2 separate regions of the Homo sapiens genome follow, and region 2 is linked to region 1. Evidence: read pairs that join two places in POLR2A ChIA-PET (ENCODE). Cell type or tissue: GM12878. All regions are shown on one strand. Links, peaks and the distances in the headings refer to the core of each region. The heading gives the core; the rest is flanking DNA.

Region 1 (5,368 bases), core at 167-5,166:
TGGCTGCCTTGCTGAGAGTCTGCTCTATGAAAAGGTTGGCCTGTAAGCATCCTGAGTTTGGAGACCCCACAGAGCTCTTTGAGAAGGGGCATGTGAACTGAGGTGGTGGAAAAAGCTGGGTGTGGCACGGTAGTTGGTGCCTGGGTTCCAACTCTGGGTCTTTCAAGGCTTTGCTGGATGAACCAGGGTAGGTTCTACCTATGCTCTCTGGGCCTCAGTTTCCTCACTGGCCAGGCAAAATGCTGGTGAGGTGTTGTTTAGCTTTGGGATTTTAGGGAACTCAGTCCAAAGTTCTCTGGACCTGGAGGTGGCAAAGAATGGTGGATGTCTTTTGAGGAGGAACTGGGTTTCTCCCCTCTCTTCCTGGCTCCTCTGTTCCCTCTCAGCCATCCAAGCTTGGTGGGCAGGACAAGCAGCCTGTTTTGTGTGAGGCTCAGGGTTGATGAACAGCCATTTTTTGTGGGCAGCCATGTTGTAATGAACAAGCTCGATGGGATTTCCTGTCAGGAGGCCTGTTGGATAGTGGTGTAGAGAGGTAGAGTTGTGTGTGGAGTTTGGGCTTTGGAGCAAGGCAAGCTTTGAGCCATCATCCCTCAATTCTCTCATCACCTCCAGACCTCAGCATCTCCTCCTTACCTGCTTTATAGCTTTAGGCAAACTACTTGCCCCCTCAGCTGCCCATTTTGCAAAAGTTTGTCCATGCCCAGGTGTGTCTGACCTTGCACACCTTGGACCTTGGCCGGTTCTTCCTCTTGCCCAGAATGGGCAGTTTGCCCCAGGGTCATCTTGGTTCTTCCTAGGAGCCTTTGTCCACTCCTAGTAACCTATCTTTGATAGCAAAGGCCCTTCATTTGGCATCTAGGAACCTGCTGATTTCTTGGGCTCTTCTTACCCCAACTGGAATTGGGTAGCTAGCTGGTGGGGAAGCAGGAAGGGGTCTCTGCCCAGGCAACGTGGATTTGAGTCCTGTTTCTGCAGTAAGCTTTTCTGTGGTCTTCAGGCAGTTCTCTTTTCTGGTTCTTGGTTTCTCCCTCCATGAAATGGGTAGTGTTGAGGAGGGAGGTTGGACTCATTGCTCTGAAGCAAGTTATAGTCTCCTCCCTGCTCCCACTCCCCTCACCCTTCATGAAAGTTTTAAGTGGGACCCCTTGGCCTTTGGGGATTGTGCTAGGACATTTCAAGCAGTGTTCAGCGTCCTTGGCTGGTGCTGAGCCCTTGGGTGTGTTTCTTTTAACAACTTTAATGAGATGTAATTCATGTACCATACTATTCACCTCTTTGAAGTGTACAGTTCAGTGGCTTTTAGTATATTCACAGATTTGTGCGTCCATCACATCACTACAGTCCATTTTAGAACATTTTCATCACCTTAAAGAGAAATCCAGCACTCTTTAGCTATGATCCCCCAATTTCCTCATCCCTTTCCAGCCTCTGGCAACCACTAATCTACTTTCTGGCTTGATTGATTTGTCTGTTCTGGATGTTTCATGTAAATGGAATAATAGAATATGCAGTTGTTTGTTACTTGGCTTTTTTCACTTAGCATAATATGTTCAAGGCTTATCCATGTTGTAGCATACATCAGTGCTTCATTCCTTTCTATTACTGAATAACAGGACCTTGGGTTTTTTTGTTTTTTGGTTTTTGTTTTTGTTTTTGTTTTTTTTTTAAGGTGGAGTCTTGCTCTGCTGCCCAGGCTGGAGTGCAGTGGCGCAATCTCAGGTCGCTGCAACCTCCGGCTTCCGGGTTCAAGTGATTCTCCTGCCTCAGCCTCCCAAGTAGCTGGGGCTACAGGCATCTGCCACCACACCCGGCTAATTTTTGTATATTTAGTAGAGATGGGGTTTCACCATGTTGGCAAAGCTGGTCTCCTGAACTCCTGACCTCAGGTGATCTGCCTGCCTTGGCCTCCCAAAGTGCTGGGATTACAGGTGTGAGTCACCGCACCCTGCCAATCTTAGAGGTTTTTAATCCCCCTGCCCTCAGTGGCCTAGCCAAATGTTGGGGCCTTGCTCTTCTCCCCTTCTGCCCTGGAGGGCTTGTGTTGGTCCTTAGAGAGTAGTGTGTCTATGTTCCTCGTTGGATGGGTTGCCTGTGTGTGTTTTTTTTTGAGATGGAGTCTCACTCTGTCCCCCAGGCTGGAGTGTAGTGGCGCGATCTTGGCTCACTGCAACCTCCACCTCCCAGGTTCACACCATTCTCCTGCCTCAGCCTCCCGAGTAGCTGGAACTACAGGTGCCTGCCACCTCGTCTGGCTAATATTTTTGTATTTTTAGTAGAGACAGGGATTCACTGTGTTAGCCAGGATGATCTCGATCTCCTGACTTCGTGATCCGCCCACCTCGGCCTCCCAAAGTGCTGGGATTACAGGCGTGAGCCACCACGCCTGGCCCCCTGTGTTTTGTCCATGGAGCCAGGCTAGTGTTCCTGGGTGCTTTGCTGGAGGGGGTGGTCTTGGCACCAGGGCTGCTGGGACAGAGCTGTGAGTCACAGAATGCTAAACACCTTTTGACCATAGGCTCTGGGAAGACATCTGTCCATGAACTGCCACTGCTGCTGCCATCTTTTGCCCCCCCACCCCACCCCCACTTCAGTGGCAGCTCATCCATCCATAGGCAGGGTCAGTAGTTTCCCAGGGTGAGAAGGGAGATTCCAGGCCCCTGCTGCCTTAATTCTAACCTCCCACCCTGGAGGATGGTAGGCAGGTGGACCTTGCAGAGCGGGATCCATGCCATATTGTCTCACACCTGTGAGGCACTAGGGAACAGACACCAAGGAGTGCTACCAAGGGGGGTGTGTTAGTTTCCTGTGGCTGTTGTGACAAATGTTACCACAGACTGGGTGGTTTAAAACAACAGAAGTTGGCCGGGTGCGGTGGCTCACCCCTGTAATCCCAGCACTTTGGGAGGCCGAGGCGGGTGGATCACGAGGTCAGGAGTTCAAGACCAGCCTGGCCAAGATAGTAAAACCCCATCTCTACTAAAAATATAAAAATTAGCTGGGTGTGGTGGTGGGTGCCTGTAATCCCAGCTACTCGGGAGGCTGAGGCAGAGAATTGCTTGAACCCAGGAGACGGATTGGAGGTTGCAGTGAGGTGGGGGTTGCAGTAAGCTGAGATTGCGCCACTGCACTCCAGCCTGGGTGACAGAGCGAGACTCCATCTCAAAAAAAAAAAAAAAAAAAAAAAGAGAGAGAGAAGTTTATTCTGTCACAATTCTGGAGGCCAGAAGTCCACAATCAGTTTCACTGCATCCAAATCAAAGTGTTGGCAGGGCCACACTCCTTCTGGAAGCTCTCAGGGAGAATTTAGACCTTCTCTAGCCTCTCGTGGCTGCCAACATTCCTTGGTTTATGACTGCATCATTCTAATCTCTGCCTCCATCTTCACCATCGCCTTCTCTGTATATGTGGTTTCCTTTTCTGTCTGTATCAAATTTCCCTCTGTCTCTCTTTTATAAGGACACTTGTGATTGCATTTAGGTCCTACCTGATACTCTAAGATAACCCCCCATCTCCAGATTTAATAATGTAAGTTAATTACATCTGCAAACACTTTTTTTCTTTTCTCTTCTCTTTTTTTTTTTTTTTTTGAGGTGGAATCTCACTCTGTCACCCAGGCGCAGTCTCGGCTCACCGCAACCTCCGCCTCCTGGGTTCAAGCTATTCTCCTGCCTCACCCTCCTGAGTAGCTGGGATTGCAGGCGCCCACCACCACACCTGGCTAATTTTTGTATTTTTAGTAGAGATGGGGTTTTGCCATGTTGGCCAGGCTGGTTTCAAACTCCTGACCTTAGTTGATCCACCCGCCTCGGCCTCCCAAAGTGCTGGGATTACAGGCATGAGCCACTGTGCCCGGGCTTTTCTTTTCTTTTCAGACAGTGCTGGCCTCTGTCACCCAGGCTGGAGTGCAGTGGCGTAATCTTGGCTCACTGCACCCTCCACTTCCTGGACTCAAGTGATCCTCCAGCCTCAGCCTCCTGAGTAGCTGGGACCACAGGTGCGAGCCACCATGCCCGGTTAATTTTTGGTGTTTATTTATTTGTTTTTGAGATGGAGTCTCGCTGTGTCACCCAGGCTGGAGTGCAGTGGTGCTATCTCGGCTCACTGCAACCTTCGCCTCCCAGGTTCCAGCGATTCTCCTGCCTCAGCCTCCTGAGTAGTTGGGATTACAGGCGCCTGCTACCATGACCAGCTAATTTTTGTATTTTTAGTAGAGATAGGGTTTCACCATGTTGGCCAGGCTGGTCTCGAACTCCTGACCTCAGGTGATCCACCCGCCTCGGCCTCCCAGAGTGCCGCGATTACAGGCGTGAATCACCGTACCTGGCCTGTATTTTTTGTAGAGATGAGATTTCACCATGTTGCCCAGGCTAGTCTTGAACTCTTGAGCTCAAAGCGATCTGCCTGCCTTAGCCTCCCAAAGTGCTGGGATTGCAGGCATGAGCCACGACGCCTGGCCCTACCTTTTTCATTATAAGGTAACATTTACAAGTTCCAGGGGGGTTAGGGTTTGATATCTTTGCGTGGCTATTAATCAGCCTACTAGAGAGGCTTTTTTCCCTCCTGGGGAAGGGAAGGGAACTCATTAAGTGGTCTCTTACTGGGCAAAGCCCTGTAATATTTGAGTCTGCCCAGCATCCCTATTATTGGGAGGCTTGGTATCCCCATTCACAGATTGGAAAACTGTGGCTCAGAGCAGTTCATCATCACATGGCTAATAATTGGTGGAGCTAGATTGGAACCTAAGTCAGTTGGGTTCCACAGCCTGCTCCAACTTCACTTGGGCCCTTAGACCACTAGGTTACAGAATCTTGCCTCAGCTCCTGGGATCCTCTGGTGTTAGGGAGCTTTACTCAGCCTTTTTGTGGAGGCTCAAAGATATGGAGGGATTTTCCCATAGGCTCAGCGATGAGTTTGCAAGGTTCACAATCTCCTCAGGCCAGGGCATTGTTGGAGCTTAAACTTATCTATGGCTGAGCTATCCCCTACCCCCCACCCCTACTAGCCCTTCCTGAGCAACATTTTCTCCCCAAAAGGAGAAAGAGAAGGGCCAGAGCCCAAACTCCTCAGGCTGCTGATGACAAAGCCAGTGGGTGGCTAGCAGTCCAGCCTCTAGATCCAAGCCTGGATGCCAGTTTGACTGCCCCAGGACCCAAACCCTGCAGTGCGAGGGGCCTATTCAGGTCTCTTTCATGTTTAGAGACAAACCAGGATATTCTGTGGATGGGCTGCAAGGTATGTCCTCCATGCTGTGGCTCGTGGGGGCCTTCCCTGTTGCCTCTACACTAGGCTTTGCTGGTATCCAAACTCCAGCTCCTTTCTCTTTCTGCCTTTGTTTTTTTGTTTTTTGTTTTGTTTTTGTTTTTGT
Region 2 (5,368 bases), core at 31-5,030, 220 kb before region 1:
GTGATCAGGGCTCACTGCAGCCTCAAAAGTTTTGGGCTCAAGCTATCCTCCCACCTCAGCCTCCCAAGTAGCTGGGACTCCAGGCTCGTGTCAGCGTTCCCAGCTAATTTTTTAATTTTTTGGTAGAGATGGGGTTTTGCCATGTTGCCCAGGCTGGTCTAGAACTCCTGGGCTCAAGCAATCCTCCCGCAGCCTCCCAAAGGACTGGGATTACAGGCATGAGCCACCGCACCGGGCCTCTCGTTTGTATTATTGAAGTAATTTAATATTTGTTGTAAAACAGGCCTGGCTTCTTTGCCTCCTTGCCCCAGCTGTTTCCACTCCATTTCCCCCTCCTGATGCTTGAAATTTACCCACATTTGATGAAAGGATTACTTTATTCATTATCGTATATTTTAACAATGTTTATTATTCATTTATCCCTCTATAGAACCACCACCCACACCGAGGAGATTATTTGGAGTGGGTCCCAACCTAGGGCCTGGACTCTGAAATCTAACTCCCCACTTCCCTCATTTTGTGACTTAGGTGGGGGCATGGTTCAGTCAGAACTGGTGTCTCCTATTGGATCGTGCAGAAGGAGGACCTAGGCACACACATATGGTGGCCACACCCAGGAGGGTTGATTGGCAGGCTGGAAGACAAAAGTCTCCCAATAAAGGCACTTTTACCTCAAAGAGGGGGTGGGAGTTGGTCTGCTGGGAATGTTGTTGTTGGGGTGGGGAGGAGTTATTTCAATGGAGGAGTTATTTGCAGATTGCAGAGAGAAATGAGGGAAGTTCGCCTACACCGGGCCATCTGCGGGGTCTGCAGGTGAGGAAAAGAGAGAAAGCATTGGCTGAATCTATATGCCCATTTTTTAAAACAAGATCCAAAGTCCATGAACATTTTACACACAAGAATACCGAAGCTTATGGTACCTATTGGTACAAAAGCCCTAAGTACCAATACGAGACCAGAGTTGGCATTCGTGCCTTTAAGAGATCCCTTTCCTTTTTCCCTCTGCCCTCTCAGCAACCCCCTTACCCCCAACCAACACACACACACACTTACCAGTGGGGGCTGCTGTATGTCTTGGCTGCCGAACGGGGAAGGTGACATAGGCATCATAGCCAAAGAGGCACGTAGCGATTAGGCCCAGTACCTGGGGGACAGGATAGGAGTGAGGGGGTTTAGATTAGCTGGTCAGGTTACTCAGTCTCTTATCTTCTTGTATCCACCACCTCCAGCACCTGCCCCACGCAGGATGGGACTCAAGCACCGGGTTGGTAAGCCAGGGAAAGGCCAAGAGAGTGCATCCTACCCCACTCTCCCTCCTCCTATACCTCTCAACACAGGGAGGCCACACTGTGGCCCTACCCGTAGGGGGCACAATTCAAGTCATACTTTTTTTTTTTTTGAGACACAGTATCACTCTGTCACCCATCTGTCACTGGGGCTGGAGTGAGTGGCATGATCTTGGCTCACTGCAACCTTTGTCTTCTGGGTTCAAGTGATTCTCCTGCCTCAGCCTCCTGAGTAGCTGGGACTATAGGCGCCCACCACCATGCCCGGCTGATTTTTGTATTTTTAGTGGAGATGGGGTTTCGCCATGTTGGCCAGGCTGGTCTTGAACTCCTGACCTCAAGTGATCTGCCTGCCTCGGCCTCAGCCTCCCAAAGTGCTGGGAATACAGGCATGAGCCACTGCGCCCGGCCCCAATTTCTACTACATTTGGGACAAAGTTCTTGCAGATGGTAGTCTAGTGCATTGACAAAGGGGCCGCCTGTTTGTACCTCTCACCAAGGTCCTTGTGTCTGACAAGGGACTTCCCTTCACAGCAAATGAAGACCTTGGGAGGCAAAACCAAGTCCTGGGCCAGACTTTCCTCCATGTCTGAGGACAAGTGTGACTTGCTGTGGGTCACACGATTTCTGCCAGAAGCAAAGGCAGAAATGGTCCCTGGCTCCTCAAACCCTTCGCTCTGTGCTTCAGAGCTGCTCCCATGGCCTTTACCCCTGCGACGATTTTGGAGTGGTTTCCTCTCTCAACAAGGACAACAATGGAGGTGATCAGGTAGAGGATTGCCGCTATGAGGGTTCGGAAGAAATCCTGTGAGGTGTAGGGAGGAGAAGAGGGAAGTCAGCAACCACAGTTCCCCGACAATCCTAACTGCCCAGACCCCTCCCTGGTCTTGCCATTGTGGACCCCTTCTCACACTCCAGGGCCAGTTGATGAATGGTATCTTGGTGTGCAGGTCACACATGTAGACAACAAAGAAAATAGCAGCAAGGATCATCTCAATCACCGACAGGGAGGAGTAGCCTGGTGTGGAGGCACTGAAGCAGATCAGGATCACCAGGCATAATATCTGGAAGGGTGACATGGGAAAGGGGACCTCAATCAGCAACCAGGGCTGAGAAGATTGGTTTAAATTGGGGGTCCCATACTAAGATGCCTACGAGGGCTGGGGAAATGACATACAATAATAGCTAAACACTTTTTATGTGCTCACTGTGTTCCAAATTCAATCATCACGACAATCTAATGCTCTGGGTACTATTATTACTCTTTCTAATTTATAGACGAGAAAACTGAGGCACAGAGAGGTTTAATGGCTTGGCCAGGGTCACCCAACAAGTAAGGAGTAGAGTTGGGTGCCTCAGTTTCCTCTTTTCCCTTCTAGGTTACGGGCAGCCTGAGGGGAGTGGCGCTGCCAGGTGTTTTGTGAGCCCCGCTGACGCCAGCTTTGTGGCCTTGACCGGGGCGGAACACGCGGTTCCCCCAGCAACCCCTTTGGGAAGCGGTGAGAGTGACACCAGAGAGGCAGGACTCCGTTAAAGGCGCCGCACCCCTTTTACAAGTGACTCAAAGGCGGCGCCCACTTTGAGAAGGGTGGAAACCCCGAAAAGCTAAGGACATCCCGCCCGGCCTCTGAAGGGCGAGGAAGAACTGGCGAAGGGCGGGGCGCTCTACACCGCGGGACTAGCGCGGGGCGGGGGGGCCCCACCCCAACAGGCCCTGCCCCTGGGCGCGCTGCCAGCCCGCCCTCCTGTGCCCAGGCCGCGCCACGCCCTGCCACAGGAGGCCCCCACTTCCCAGCACCCTGGGACCCCTTCGATGCGTCCACTGATGAGTTCACGCAGGCTGTCCCCACGTAGCCCTCCGTATGCGTTATAGGCTCCTTGCTTCACCCCGGGGACCACCAGATCTCAACAACCTTCGTCAAACCCCACCGACTCGCCCTGCGCCCCGGGTTTCGGGCCTCCACCGTGAACCCACCCACCTGCACCCCACTGCCGAGCGCCCCGGCCAAGTGCCTGCCTCACCCGGACCATCCAGTTCCGCATGGTCCAGCCACCCCATCCCGCTTTTGCCCACGCGCCTGCCCCAGAACGCTCACAATCTCAGCAAACAGGAGGATTCCCTTTCGAGTGCGCGAGAAGTTGGTGCAGGCGGCCCAGCAGCCAGGAGCCGAGAGGCGCTCAGAATCCGCCATGGCATGGGCTGGAGTCCCTGGTGCCTCGGAGGATCTGCTCACTTGCTCGTGGTTTCGAGGACGCTGTACACCCAGCTGTCTTGCCCGCCGTCTGGCCGGGAAGGGGGCCCCGGGGCGAAGGAGGGAGTGAATCACCGCGCAGAGCTGACGCGGGCGGGGCCGGAGCCGGGCCAGGTGGCTGCCGCCCCGGAAGCCCCCTCGCCCCGCCCCCCAAGGATACTCCCAGCCTGGCGCACAGCCCCCGGGGCGCCCCATCGCAGGGGTGCTTGGCAGCTCCAGGTACCAGGAGCAGTAATAGCGGGACCCTTCGCCTTTTTGGAATGCAAATGCACCCGAGACAGCTTCAGCTTAGAACCGCGGGAATCTGGCTTTGGGATGGAGTGACTCAGTTTCCTTAACTGAATAAAACGGCCGAGGCAGAGTTAAATCCGAAAGACTTGGGGCCCAGTATGTTGCCAGAATTCGGAATATTTTTGATTTCAGAAAGTTTTCCCATGCATATACTCTCAGCGGGGTTTGGAGCTGCCGCGTTACAAAAAAAAAAAAAAAGGGCCAGGCGCGGTGGCTCACGCCTGTAATCCCAACACTGGGAGGCCGAGGCGGGTGGATCACCTGAGGTCGGGAGTTCGAGACCAGCCTGACCAACATGGAGAAACACCGTCTCTACTAAAAATACAAAAATTAGCTGGGCACGGTGACGCATGCCTGTAATCCCAGCTACTCGGAAGGCTGAGGCAGGAGAATCGCTTGAACCCGGGAGGCAGAGGTTGCGGTGAGCCAAGATCATGCCATTGCACTCCAGTCTGGGCAACAAGAGCGAAACTACGTCTCAAAAACAACAACAACAACAAAAACGGTATTTCTTCAAGAAAAGGTATGAACGTTCACAATAACTGGGTAAGGATTGAAAAGTGTTCCTCGGCTGGGCGCAGTGGCTCATGCCAGTAATCCCAACACTCTGGGAGCCTCAGGTGGGAGGATCGCTTGAGCCCAAGAGTTGGAGATCAACCTCGGCAACACAGTGAGACCTCATCTCTACAAATAATTTTAAAAATTAGCCCAGGCGGCCGGACGCGGTGGCTCAAGCCTATAATCCCAGCAGTTTGGGAGGCCGAGGTGGGCAGATCACGAGGTCAGGAGTTCGAGACCAGCCTGTCCAACATGGTGAAACCCCGTCTCTACTAAAAATACACAAAAAATGAACCGGGTGTGGTGGCGCTCGCCTATAATCCCAGCTAGTCAGGAGGCTGAGGCAGGAGAATCGCTTGAACCTGGGAGGTGGAGGTTGTAGTGAGCCAAGATTGCGCCACTGCACTCCAGCCTGGGCGACAGAGCAAGACTCCGTCTCAAAAAAAAAAAAAAAAAAGAAAAAAGAAAAAAATTAGCCCAGGCATGGTGGCACGTGCCTGTAATCCCAACTACTCGGGAGGCTGAGGTGGGAGGATTGCTTGAGCCTGGGAGTTCAAGGCTGCAGTGAACCATGATCAGACCACTGCACTCCTGCCTGGGCAACAGAGCAAGACCCTGTCTCCAAAAAAGGAAAAACAAAAAGAAAGGAAGAAAGAAAATTGTTCCTCGTTAGATCAGGTCAGGTTTTGTAACCAAATAGTGCCTATCTTGTGGGAAAACCATCAGTTTCCAGAGCTTTTTGTTTTTGGATAATGGATTGTGGACAGTGGAATAAACCTCTGAGCAGTGATGAGAATAAGACCCTGCCAGTGTAAAGGCTGTGTGAGAATAGGGGTTGGTGAGCATTGAGTTGCTCAGAAATAGGGCAAGCATTGTTTCAAGTGTTAGAGCCCAAGGCCAGGAGCAGTGGCTCATGCCTGTAATCCTAGCACTTTGGGAGGCCGAGGTAGGAGAATCACTTCAGCTCAAGAGTTCGAGACC

What was found. Peaks named below come from ENCODE experiments on the same cell type or tissue, not always from the same donor. Only the 100,000 strongest peaks of a DNase experiment are listed, where the experiment ranks them.
Region 2: POLR2A ChIA-PET joins it to region 1 with 5 read pairs; 6 of 35 experiments call an interaction of 5 or more read pairs at or near these places.

The regions. Positions count from the first base shown.
Region 1 is chrX:48,948,357-48,953,724 of GRCh38, reverse strand. All of the region lies in intron 1 of OTUD5 (OTU deubiquitinase 5), which reads left to right. Among named protein-coding and RNA genes, the nearest start is that of OTUD5, 6.6 kb to the left of the region's middle. In GM12878, for the core only: no CTCF peak of the experiment used is centred there; no DNase peak of the experiment used is centred there; H3K27ac peaks cover 583 bases.
Region 2 is chrX:49,170,111-49,175,478 of GRCh38, reverse strand. It overlaps PLP2 (proteolipid protein 2), which reads right to left and starts at 3,581. Exons shown (of 5, transcript NM_002668.3): 1 at 3,383-3,581; 2 at 2,198-2,350; 3 at 1,996-2,091; 4 at 1,054-1,144; 5 at 244-807. The coding sequence starts at 3,478. The coding sequence ends at 785. PRICKLE3 (prickle planar cell polarity protein 3) reads left to right here. Exons shown (of 9, transcript NM_006150.5): 9 at 1-677. RefSeq lists silencers at 2,885-3,084, 3,605-3,704. In GM12878, for the core only: no CTCF peak of the experiment used is centred there; a DNase peak (open chromatin) is centred at 2,812; H3K4me3 peaks cover 2,133 bases; H3K27ac peaks cover 1,335 bases.